2 separate regions of the Mus musculus genome follow, and region 1 is linked to region 2. Evidence: chromatin loops called from intact Hi-C (ENCODE). Cell type or tissue: left cerebral cortex. All regions are shown on one strand. Links, peaks and the distances in the headings refer to the core of each region. The heading gives the core; the rest is flanking DNA.

What was found. Peaks named below come from ENCODE experiments on the same cell type or tissue, not always from the same donor. Only the 100,000 strongest peaks of a DNase experiment are listed, where the experiment ranks them.
Region 1: it touches region 2 in a loop (2.7-fold over the local background); 1 of 42 quality-filtered maps calls a loop at or near these places.

Annotation. Positions count from the first base shown.
Region 1 is chr10:24,997,059-25,002,537 of GRCm38, reverse strand. Gm47715 (a long non-coding RNA gene) reads right to left here and starts at 2,511. Exons shown (of 5, transcript XR_001779744.1): 1 at 2,480-2,511. In left cerebral cortex, for the core only: no CTCF peak of the experiment used is centred there; DNase peaks (open chromatin) are centred at 1,875, 2,119, 2,352 and 2,484; H3K4me3 peaks cover 423 bases; H3K27ac peaks cover 1,459 bases.
Region 2 is chr10:25,216,323-25,221,801 of GRCm38, reverse strand. Akap7 (A kinase (PRKA) anchor protein 7) reads left to right here. Exons shown (of 8, transcript NM_001379238.1): 7 at 1,044-1,191. Among named protein-coding and RNA genes, the nearest start is that of Gm25016, 47 kb to the left of the region's middle. In left cerebral cortex, for the core only: a CTCF peak has its summit at 2,451 (motif pointing right); DNase peaks (open chromatin) are centred at 2,457 and 2,899.

The sequences.
Region 1 (5,479 bases), core at 1,137-3,636, 220 kb after region 2:
TGCCAGAAAGCATGGCCACTATTCTGCCCACAAGCCACCATCAATTCGCTGATCAGACTTCAATCTCAGGTCAGGCAACTCTGACCTTACTCCCACCCCCAGACACTGTTCCTTAGCTCCTGTCCTAAATAAGAGAGATGCCTTGGGAAAAGGAAGCCATGAGTCTCTAAGACTGATATTATCAACCAAGGTTGAACTGTGTGGGAAGGACAAATTCTCATTATTCCACTTTTCATACAAACCAGACAAACTGGAGGAAAAAGAACCAGCAATAAATGACAGACAGCTCTAAACATTTAACATCTCAATAAAACTGCTTTCGTTATCTCTGTAGTCCTGGTTTATTTTCTAAATCGTATGGGTAACTCTTAAGGCATATACTAATCTGATTTATAAGATTGGGCTTATTTCAGAAAAAAAAATTATTTGTGTGTAGGCGGGGTGTTGGTATGAATGTGCCTTCAAAGTCCCAGGATCAGGCATAGGTTTCTGTGTGCTGGGTGACAGGTTCTTCTGTGCTCTACATGAGCACTCTACGTCTGCACCACCAGGCCCAAGAGTTTCACTTTTACTTGCCAAAATATTTCAAAGGACATTTTGTATCAGGAGGAAAAGTTTAGGGATGGCAGCAGTGGCTCTTAAGGTTGTGGGAATGGGTGCCTGGCTTCTCCTCTCCTGCTCCCCAATCGGCCACTGCCTCTCCCCAGGGCTTCAAGCATGACCACAAGATTTCAAGCTATACTAGGACCGAGCCTTCAAGGAAATTATTTCAGGAAAAATATATGAGAATTAAGAGCTTAATGGCGTTTTTTGAGTTCCATTTCCCCTTTAAAATCAACTTAAATATTCTCAGAAAAATGTAGAATTCCTACAGAGCTGGCGATGAAAATCCGCCCTTAGCCACATTTGCCTGTGTTGTACTTGGCAATGAGGTTTCCTCTTTTTGAGGTATATCAGGGAACTGAGGATCTAGGAGTGGGTTTGAGAGCTCATTTCAATCTCACCCTTTATAAAGATCCACCCCCAAACAGCGCTGCTCCGCGTTGGTTGAATAATTCACAAATGGACAGATGGAAGCAGGCTTAGAGAAACCGAAGGCGGCAGCACACAGGGCGCCACACTCACCCAGCCTTTTTCTCATTGTGGCTAAAACAACACAGAGAAAGATTTAACAAGGCAGCCCACTAATAGACCTTTTCTATGTGGATTTATTAAAAAACAAAAAGCAAAACAAAATAAACAACATCAAAAACCTCTTCTTAGTGACGTGTTATGATCTAGAATTGGATAAAACAGACAAAGAGTAAGATGGAGCCCAGGCGGTGCACCTCGAAGCCTTCCTGTGGCTTTGTCAATGGTTCTCGTTCTGTTTCTTTCTTCCTTTTTAAAAATTATAAAAACATGGTGATTGTTTTGCTCATTCAAAAGCAGGAACTGAAAAGTAGGGCTGAAGCCACCACTGCATTTTCCTGGGCCTGTCAGGCAGCCCCCCTGTGGAGCCTGGGGGCGCTGTGTGGGGCGCTGTGTGACTCTGCAAATTAAGCATCCTGTTAGCGCCCTGCGTCTCCATCTAATTTTCAGTGACCTTGTGAAAATTTCTTCAAGTGTCTGAGTTTGTGTTTGATTTTAAGGTGTGGAAAATAATATCAGCCTCCTACCAGGAAGGGACGGGAGTGATCCCAAATGAGTATTATTGAAAATGCACTGCTCACAAGGTGTGAAGGGTTGACTCAATGCAGGGTGACTAGATGGTGAGAAATCACACACACATACACACACACACACACACACACACACACACACACACACACACACACGGCGGGGAGGGGGTGGGAGGACTAGGACTGTTCTGTTACCAGGTTCGCACTGCACATTGGCTACAGCTTTAGAGGCACAGGCAGCTTTGCTGTGGTCTAAGAGCAGAAGTAACCCGCATTATCTTAAAGAAGCCAAGAGTTAACATTTGCACCATCAGACATTTTAGCAAGAATTTGGAAGGAATGTGGCTAAGAGAGTTTGGTTTGGCTTAAGCATCTCAAGGCCTCAGAAGCCGTTCAGTCCACCCCTTCCTCCTCCCTTAGCTATCTTCGTGGTTGCGGGAACCACACCCAAGGAGGGCTGCTCTCCCTCCCGGTGTATTGAACAGCGGCTCCAGACTCTCTTTCCATTCCTAGCCTGCGCCGTGGCTTAGCCCTGTCCTCTGCTGCAGCAGCGTCAATCTGCTCATTTTCCTGTCAGACAGACTTTTCAGAATTTGAAGCCAGAACTCCCATTTGGCTAGACTACTGTCTTTAAGAAACATTTTCACATCTACTTATTATACGGCCTGGTGCTGACTCAGTCTCACTACCAATGTCGTCTTCTTGTAACTCAAGCTTTCTTGTTATTGTTTCTCTTAAAGATATTGTTTTCACAGTGACTCGTGGCCCAAAGAGATGGGTCTAATAATTCAAAGTACAATGAAGTCTCTTTTACTTACCTCTTTGTCTTCTTTTCATTCCAGATGGCTTGAAGAACTAAAACTACATTTCCCAGATTGCTTTGCTGTGGATAAGATTCTGGGTAGGATTTACATTCGGCCACATAAAAATAACTCAGATAGGCCTTTGCTTCAAATGTTTTTATCCGAATAGAATAAAAAGCCTTTGACGGATTTTCAGTAGTGTTCCAGCTTTATATAGTACAGGGTTTAAACATAAGGCTAACCTCTCTCAATGAGATGGAACTTAGAATCATCTAATCATTAAAACAAAATAAACAAAACAAAACCTTCCTATGGCAAATGGGCTACATCAAACTAGAAAAATAATTTAGGAAGAAATCTTTTTTTCAATTTTTCATCTTGAACATATTTTTCTTAATATATGTTTTATATTTTTCAATAGATTAATATACAGAATGTGGTAGTTTATGTTGATTGTTAACTTAATTGGCTAAGCAATACCTAAGAAATCAGTAAATCACTTGTTATATCTATGTAGGCCTTTCCAGAGATGATTGGCATGTAGGATGGCAACTGAGGAAAAAGAGCTACCCTGTATATGGGTGTACTGGCTAGTTTTGTGTCAACTTGACACAGCTGGAGTTATCACAGAGAAAGGAGCTTCAGTTGAGGAAATGCCTCCATGAGATCCAACTGTAAGGCATTTTCTCAATTAGTGATCAAGGGGGAAAGGCCCCTTGTGGGTGGGACCATCTCTGGGCTGGTAGTCTTGGGTTCTATAAGAGAGCAGGCTGAGCAAGCCAAGGGAGGCAAGCCAGCTTTATATAGTACAGGGTTTAAACATAAGATGTAAAGAACATCCCTCCATGGCCTCTGCATCGGCTCCTGCTTTCTGACCTGCTTGAGTTCCAGTCCTGACTTCCTTGGTGATGAACAGCAGTATGGAAGTGTAAGCCGAATAAACCCTTTCCTCCCCAACTTGCTTCTTGGTCATGATGTTTGTGCAGGAATAGAAACCCTGACTAAGACAATGGGCAATGCCTCCAAAAATGGGAGAGGCCTAGATAGAACCAAAGAGGAGGCAGTAGGAAGCCCACTGGTGTGCCTGACCCCCTCTTTCCTCTTGTGGTTTCTAAGATGCTAAACTCCGTTCCCCACCCAGACCTGTCTGTAATAACTTCTTTCAGCCCCAACTTACTTACAGTTCATTTGTTTCTCAAACTCAGGATCCAGAGCAGGCTGCCCTAGAACTCTCAGCAGCTCTTCTGACTCATCTCTCCGAGTGCTGGGACCATAGACATGAGCCACAACCCAGAGCTTATCCCTGCCTTCAAATCTAGGCTTCTTATGTGGAGCTCTGATTTCCACACTCCATTGTTCTGGACTCAAGCTACAAAGCTCTCTGTGACTGCAGGTTCCACTGGTTGGTCTGCATATTCAACCAACTGCAGACAGAAAGTTTGCCCAACGGAGTCTGAAACGTCCAAAATAAAATCTTGAATTTCATACACACACACACACACACACACACACACACACACACACACACACACCAAAGAATAATTTTAAAGGTAATCCTATGTATTTAAAATAGGCAGTGTAATATTTGGATCTATCTATCTATGTATTTATCTAATTGATCTAATCTGTCTATCTTCTACCTTTCTACCTAATATATCTATCATCAAATCACCTATCTATATCTATCTACTACTATATCATCTATATATCTCACAACCAAGTTAGCTAACATAAATCTATCTCCTTCTTAGTTACCTTCGGTATGTATACATGTTAAAATAGCCTCTATTCTTTGTGCAAACTTCTAGTACATCAACACACTATTATCACCATGGTACACATTAGTTTTTCAGAACCTATTTTTAATGGAAAGTGCTCTTGACCCACAGCTGCCATCTCTAAAGAGAGGAAACAGAAAGTCAGCTTGCAATATAAAAACAAAATGACTTCACTTATGAAAACCTTTATGGGGTCAGCAAAGCACAGATTAGAAACTGGACAGTCAGTGAAATGGTGACAAGTCTGTGATTTCAGGCCACCAGAGAGTGCTTCCCTCTGGCAAAGGAGCACACTGTCAAGATGTTTCTAAATGCACCCTGAAGGGAGGTCTGCACTGTGACTTTTGTGAGGATGCCGTGTAATCACAGCATTGTGCAGCCTCCAGCTTCCTTGGACACCAAATCCACTCTGCTGTGTTCTGCATCTCCTCTGCTCTCTGGGAACTGGACCAATGCCAGGGTGTAAGTCACCGGAGTTCACTCCTGCTCATCAAAGGACCTTTACTCCATACTTTGTTCCTTGTAGTTAAGTGGCATTTTCTTTCTTTGGAACTCAAAGTAGCAAGACACTCTTTTTGGATGCCCTTTCCTCCTTTGAACATATATTTTTTTGCAGTGCTCGTGATCCTACTCAGGGATCGCTGCATGCTAGGAAAATGCTGTGCTGCTGATCTGCCCTTTGGGATTCTCTTAGCTTGCTATCTTTGTCTATACAATCCTATATTTCCTTTGTTAGAACGGCTAAAAATGTCACTTTGTAGATTCTTCAGTCCCTTAAGATAAAACGGCCTCTTTCTATAGATATGATTCTCTAGTGCTGGTCAGAAAAGCATGCTTAGATTCTACCTCGGCAGCCCTCCAGAGCTACTCAGACTCAACCAAACCAGAAATCTAAGCACGCCTACATTGGACACTGAGTTAGGGTTTCCATTGCTATGGAGAGACATCATGACCAAGCCAACTCTTATAAAGGAAAACATTGAATTAGGGCTGCTTACAGTTTCAGAGGTTCAGTCCATTATCATCATGGCAGAAAACATGGCAACATGCAGGCAGTCATGGTGCAGGAGGTGCTAAGAGTTCTACATCTTGTTCCAAAGACAACGAGGAGAAGACTAACTTCCAGGCAGCTATGAAGAGGATCATATTGCCCACCCATACAGTGACACACTTCTTCGAACAAAGCCACACCTATCCAAACAAGGCCACACCTCCTAATAGTGCTACTCCCTGGGCT
Region 2 (5,479 bases), core at 1,058-3,557:
AAGTGGGGGGAGGGGAGGCAGGGAGCAGTTAAACACGCAACACAAGGATTTCTTACTATACTATTAACTATCAAGGGCAACAGCCTACTAGATAAATAACATGATACTTCATACAGTGGAGCATGTAGAAACGAAAGCATCTTGCAATCTGTATATTAATATTGATGTGGCAAATTTACTGAAATAATGGAAGTGGCTTTTAAGAAGCACTGAGGCTAAAACCATATTCATGTGAAAATTAAAAACTGACTTTCATTTGCATAGGGAAACTGAAATAGAACAAGACCACATGGTCTCCTGTCCTCATAGGGAATTTCTAGAAATCTTTATTATTAATAGGGGAAATTGTATTAGTAGAAAGTCAAAATTAGTAGAAAAAGTAAAACTCAGTGTCTGTGTCTTGGGTCTCTTGAGGTTGCAGTGTCAGGACACTGTCGTATTGAGGAGAGGGGATGATGTTTCCTGCCGGGAGGTTACAGTAGCACCAAGAGGACCTTGCTACAGTCGTCAGCACCTGCTGCCCTTGCTGTACAGGAAACCAGGAGAGGCAGATGGAGAAAGATGCAGAAGACCCACTGGTCTCCCTGCCCTGTGTACTATGAGAAGGTTCCCCTCCCTCTGAAATACAGATCCGCAGTGCTTCAAAACCACCGGTCCATCCGGTCCATGGTGCAAATGGTTACTCTGCCCCTGATGGTTGCTCTGCCCTTGATCTGTCTCATCTCATGGTTTCTCAGCTCTGATGCTTAAAGATGTACTGAGTTTCAAGTGCACCACATCAGATTAGCACTCTTAATTGATGGCTTTAAATACAGCCCTCCCCAAGCCTAGAGACTTAAAACCAAAACCAAAACCAAAACCAAAACCAAAACCAAAACCAAAACCAAACAAAAAACCCAACAGTTTTGTGGCATCTATTTTCAAGTGCTGGGAGGCAGTTCTGAATCCAAAATGTACTATCAGGTTCTGAAAGATTGATAGACGTATGATCTGGCTGCCCAGTGAAATGAGTGCCTGACATGGATTTGTTTTGTCCTTTCAAGGGAGTGAGAAAAATCGAGCCTGGATTGTATGAACAATTTATCGACCACAGATTTGGAGAAGAACTATTGTACCAGATAGATCTCTGCTCCATGCTGAAGAAAAAACAGAGCAATGGTTATTACCACTGTGAGTCTTCCATCGTGATCGGTGAGTTCTGTTGAGAACATCGTTCAGTACAGTTATTCATTATTTCTTGACATCACTTCTAAAATAAATATTTCAGGTTACTTGTGTACTTTTCAATTCACTGCAGGTTTTGTTTGTTTGCTTTGTGGTTGTTGCTGTTTTGTAACACCGCAGCGGAAAAAGTGGAGAGAACTTTTCTCTCCGCCTCTTAGGTCTTGAAATGTCCATGGAAATTTGTTCCAGTTTAATTTTATTTCATGGGCATAAAGAAAACACATTCTTCAGGGCGCATCACGTGGCCACACTGCTCCCCAGCTGGCCTTAGCATGGTAGCTGCTATTAATAATGGCTAGTGACCGGCTCCGGAAATTTCACTACGGGAAGAAGAAGTATAGGTGGCCTGTGACAGTCAAGACTTTGTTGCTTCTCTAAAGAAAACATACTTGAGGGGAAGCCAAGACCCACACAGAGATGGCTCGGTGCTCATGCGTGAAGGCTCCTGCAGGGTTCGATGAGACCAACCCGTTAGTTCCCAGGAGGAAAGTGTGTACACAGGAAGAAACTTCCCTTAAGCAGGCAGCTGCCATCACCTGCCTTCTGGAAGGTGGGTACGTTTCGCAGGAGCCTGCCCTGTGGGACTCAGCTGTACTGTTTCTAGCGAGACACCACTGCCAAGAAGTGAACTTGAAGACAACCTGATTTACATGCCTTTAAAGTAACATGAAGATATATATATATATACACATTTGTAAATATTTCAAGTTCTTCGGCCAAAGTGATTTCTCACCATCTCAATTAAAAGGATCTATTTGTATCCTAAAAGAACCATCATATAACTGAAGTTTATCGAAGGTTTTTAAAAAAATGTTCAAGAGGCAATTTTATTTTCGAGTCCTCGTTACAGAGTGTGACAGACATCATCACCCCAAAGGTCCGTTTTAAACTGAAGATTTAAAGTGGAGTTTGAGTTTTGAGTTTCACATCTGAAACCCTCCTCCTATTTCAAGGAGGATGTTCATGCTTTCAGAACCCGAGCAGGGGCCCTCTTCTGTCAGGTTCAGCTGACTTTCACACAGAGGGGCGATGCAGATCCTCTGTGCAGTGTGGATTTTGGCGAGTTTTCCAGGTTCCACTGTAACTAGGTTAGAGCAACCTCAAAAGGGGGTGTGGAGCTTCATTCGCTTCCAGCTGATTAAGACAATGAAAAGGTCGGATTTTATGGAAGATCCTGAAATTTGCATTATAAAACCTATTGTGTACATCCGACCAGTGGCCAGCAGGGGGCTCTGTTCCACCAGCTCCAGCAGGTTTTCTGCATTCCTGTTCTTTTGCAGGCTGGTCATCACATTTCCTCCACTGTAGAGAGTGTTTATCCATCCTCCATCTTCTACTGCAGAGTGACCGTTTCATCTGCCCTGACCAATTCTGATTTTTTTGTACCATTTAACATTTAAACTGTATTTTGTTTATTACGGATACTTTATTTTTTTCTACCTATCTCGTTTAATTATGACAATATGACTTTTAAAATGATGCCTCCTTCTAACGTAATTTATTATAATTAAGTGTAATCTAAACTGGAGTTGCCCCCTTTTCTTTGCGTCTATGCCTGCATAGAGGCCTGGGTCTCTCCTCTGTTACTCTCCACCCTGTTTTTGAGGCAGTGTGAGGCTGGAGCTCACTGGTTGTAGAGTGGCTGCTGAGCGACCCACCTGGATCCTCCTGTGTCTCCTTCCGCAGCTGGGTTTGCAGACGCTCTCTACCACGTCTGGCTTTCTGGTGGGTGTTGGGAGTTGCAAGTAAGGTCTTCATACTTGCTACTTAGCACACTTAGATCTTCCCAGCCCAGATCTGCTATGCATCTCTATAGCATCATTGCTATTCAGATAAAGAGTAGCATGGAAATCTGGGCGTTAAAACTGTGAAGCAGGGATTGGATTTTAGGAATATATTATTGCGCTAAAGATCTTTGGCTATTCCTCCAGCTTGGTAAGTGTGTACTAGAGATTACACATTGGCAGCCCTACCTTCTGTATTTGATTAACAAAGAGCTTTGATGATTTGTTTCATAATTTGAGCACTTATTATAGTTTGAAGATAAAAGTCTCTTATTGGGGTGTGTGTGTGTGTGTGTGTGTGTGTGTGTGTGTATGTGTGTGTGTTTGAATACCTGATCCCCAGCTGGTGGCACCACTTGCGAACACTATGTGACCTTTTGGACAGTGGCTCTCATCCTTCCTATTGCTGTGACTCTTAATTCAGTTCCTCATGTTGTGGTGAGCCCCCACCACCATTATTTATAACTGCAATTCTGCTACTATTTATTATGAATCATAATGTAAAAGCCTATGTTTTCTGATGGTCTTGAGTGTCCCCCCCATGAAAGGGTGGTTAGACCCCTAAGGAATCCATGACCCACTGGTTGAGAACCACTGCTTTAGAAAGAATGGCCTGGATGGAGAAGGTAGATGGCTAGGGATGGAATTTGAGGATCTCTGCTTCCCGATGTGCAGGAATATGAGCAAGCCCCCATAGCCATGCTCTGCTGCCAGCCTTCCTGTGTAGGGAGTGTAGCCCCATCTGTGAGTTAAAGCAAGCTTTCCTCGATCCCTGTTGTCTCCTTCTTACCACAGGGGGAATGGATATGCTCACCAATGTGGGATGATTTTATATTACAAACTTCAGATTTCTGCCTTCTTGTGAACACTCCCAATGTGGCTGTATGGTTCCAGTGTCCTTCGAACTACCTTCATTTCCTGCATGGAGTAGCAGGCTCACTCAAGTGTGTCTGAATATTCACCCTGCACACTGTACATTCTCACTGCGGCCATTTCTTCTCTGTGCCTTCCCATGGAGTAAGTGTTAGAGGAATTTGAGAAAATGTACTGTTGTCCCACCCAGGCAGTGAGACTCTGTCTTGAGGATGAAAGGAAATGCAAAGATCTGTGTAGAGTACCAGAGGGCTCGTAGCATTTGAGCTCGAGTAGTGCTAATAAAGTACTTTTTATTTTTAAAAACTGATTTTTTTGTTTTGTTTTTGTTTTTTTGAGACAGGGTTTTTCTGTATAGCTCTGGCTGTCCTGGAACTCACTCTGTACACCAGGCTGGCCTCGAACTCAGAAATCCGCCTGCCTCTGCCTCCCAAGTGCTGGGATTAAAGGTGTGTGCCACCATGCCCAGCCTCTGTTTTTGTTTTCAAGTGTATTCAGTTTTCATAGTTTATGCAGTTCTTTCTAGAAGGCCGCCTTATGAGAAGAACATTCTGCACTCTGCCTTATCCATAGTCCCCGTAGGTTTACAGCTTTCTCCCACAGAGTACAGGGAATGTTTTCAAATGTTAGAAAAGACACATTTGAGATGTCTCATAAGTAAAACTTGCGATGATGATATACCTATCTATCATTGAGCCCCTTAGAAACCTAACGTCATTTAGCAGCTAAAATTTGAATCTAGAAGAAGGAACCCAGTTTTCCTGATGTAGCCAGGGATGAGAATATAGCCCAAAACCCCTAGGACTGTGTGGGCACTTGACTTAGGCATTTCAGTAGTGCTCAGGCATCTCTTTTCCATTTCTATTTCCTTAGGGAAGGTAATTGACCCCTTTGTAAAGCTGATGAGCAGTTTAGGGTTTTCAAATACTGGTTTACTTTCAAGTGAGACATACTTTATAGGAAGCAGTGGTGAAATGGAAAGGTCTAGATGCCTTATTCCCAGAGCAGCGTATTTACTTATGACTTCTCAAAGCAGAGGTAGAAACAATAATTTTGTGTGTGTGTGTGTGTGTGTGTGGTGGTTTGAATATGTTTGGCCCAAAGGGAGTGAGGTGTGACCTTGTTGGAGGAAGTGTGTCACTGTGGGGGTGGGCTTTGAAGCTCTGCCCAGTGTGGAAGAGACAGTCTGCTCCTGTTCGCCTTCAGAACAAGATGTAGAACTTTTAGCTCCTCCAGCACCAACCAAGCCTGCCTGGCTGTTGCCAGGCTTCCTGCCTTGACGACAGTGGATTGAGCCTCTGAATCTGTAAGCCAGTCCCAATGAAATGTTGTCCTTTATAAAAGTTGTCTTGGTCATGGTTAACACTAATTTGGTGACATAGTACCGTGTGTTTACTCCTCTCTGGGAGATCGGGAAGCAGAATAAGACACAGCCCTGGAGAACGATACAGTGTCACTGACAGCTAAGACGGCTGCCGAGAAGCAGAGAGGAAAGAAGAGGGCTTGTTCCTGGCAGTTTGGGCTTTGGTATCACATCGTGGAAGAACTTTGTAATCTTGTCTTGTGGGAGAGATGAGGGGAGGAGAGTTTAACTGAGC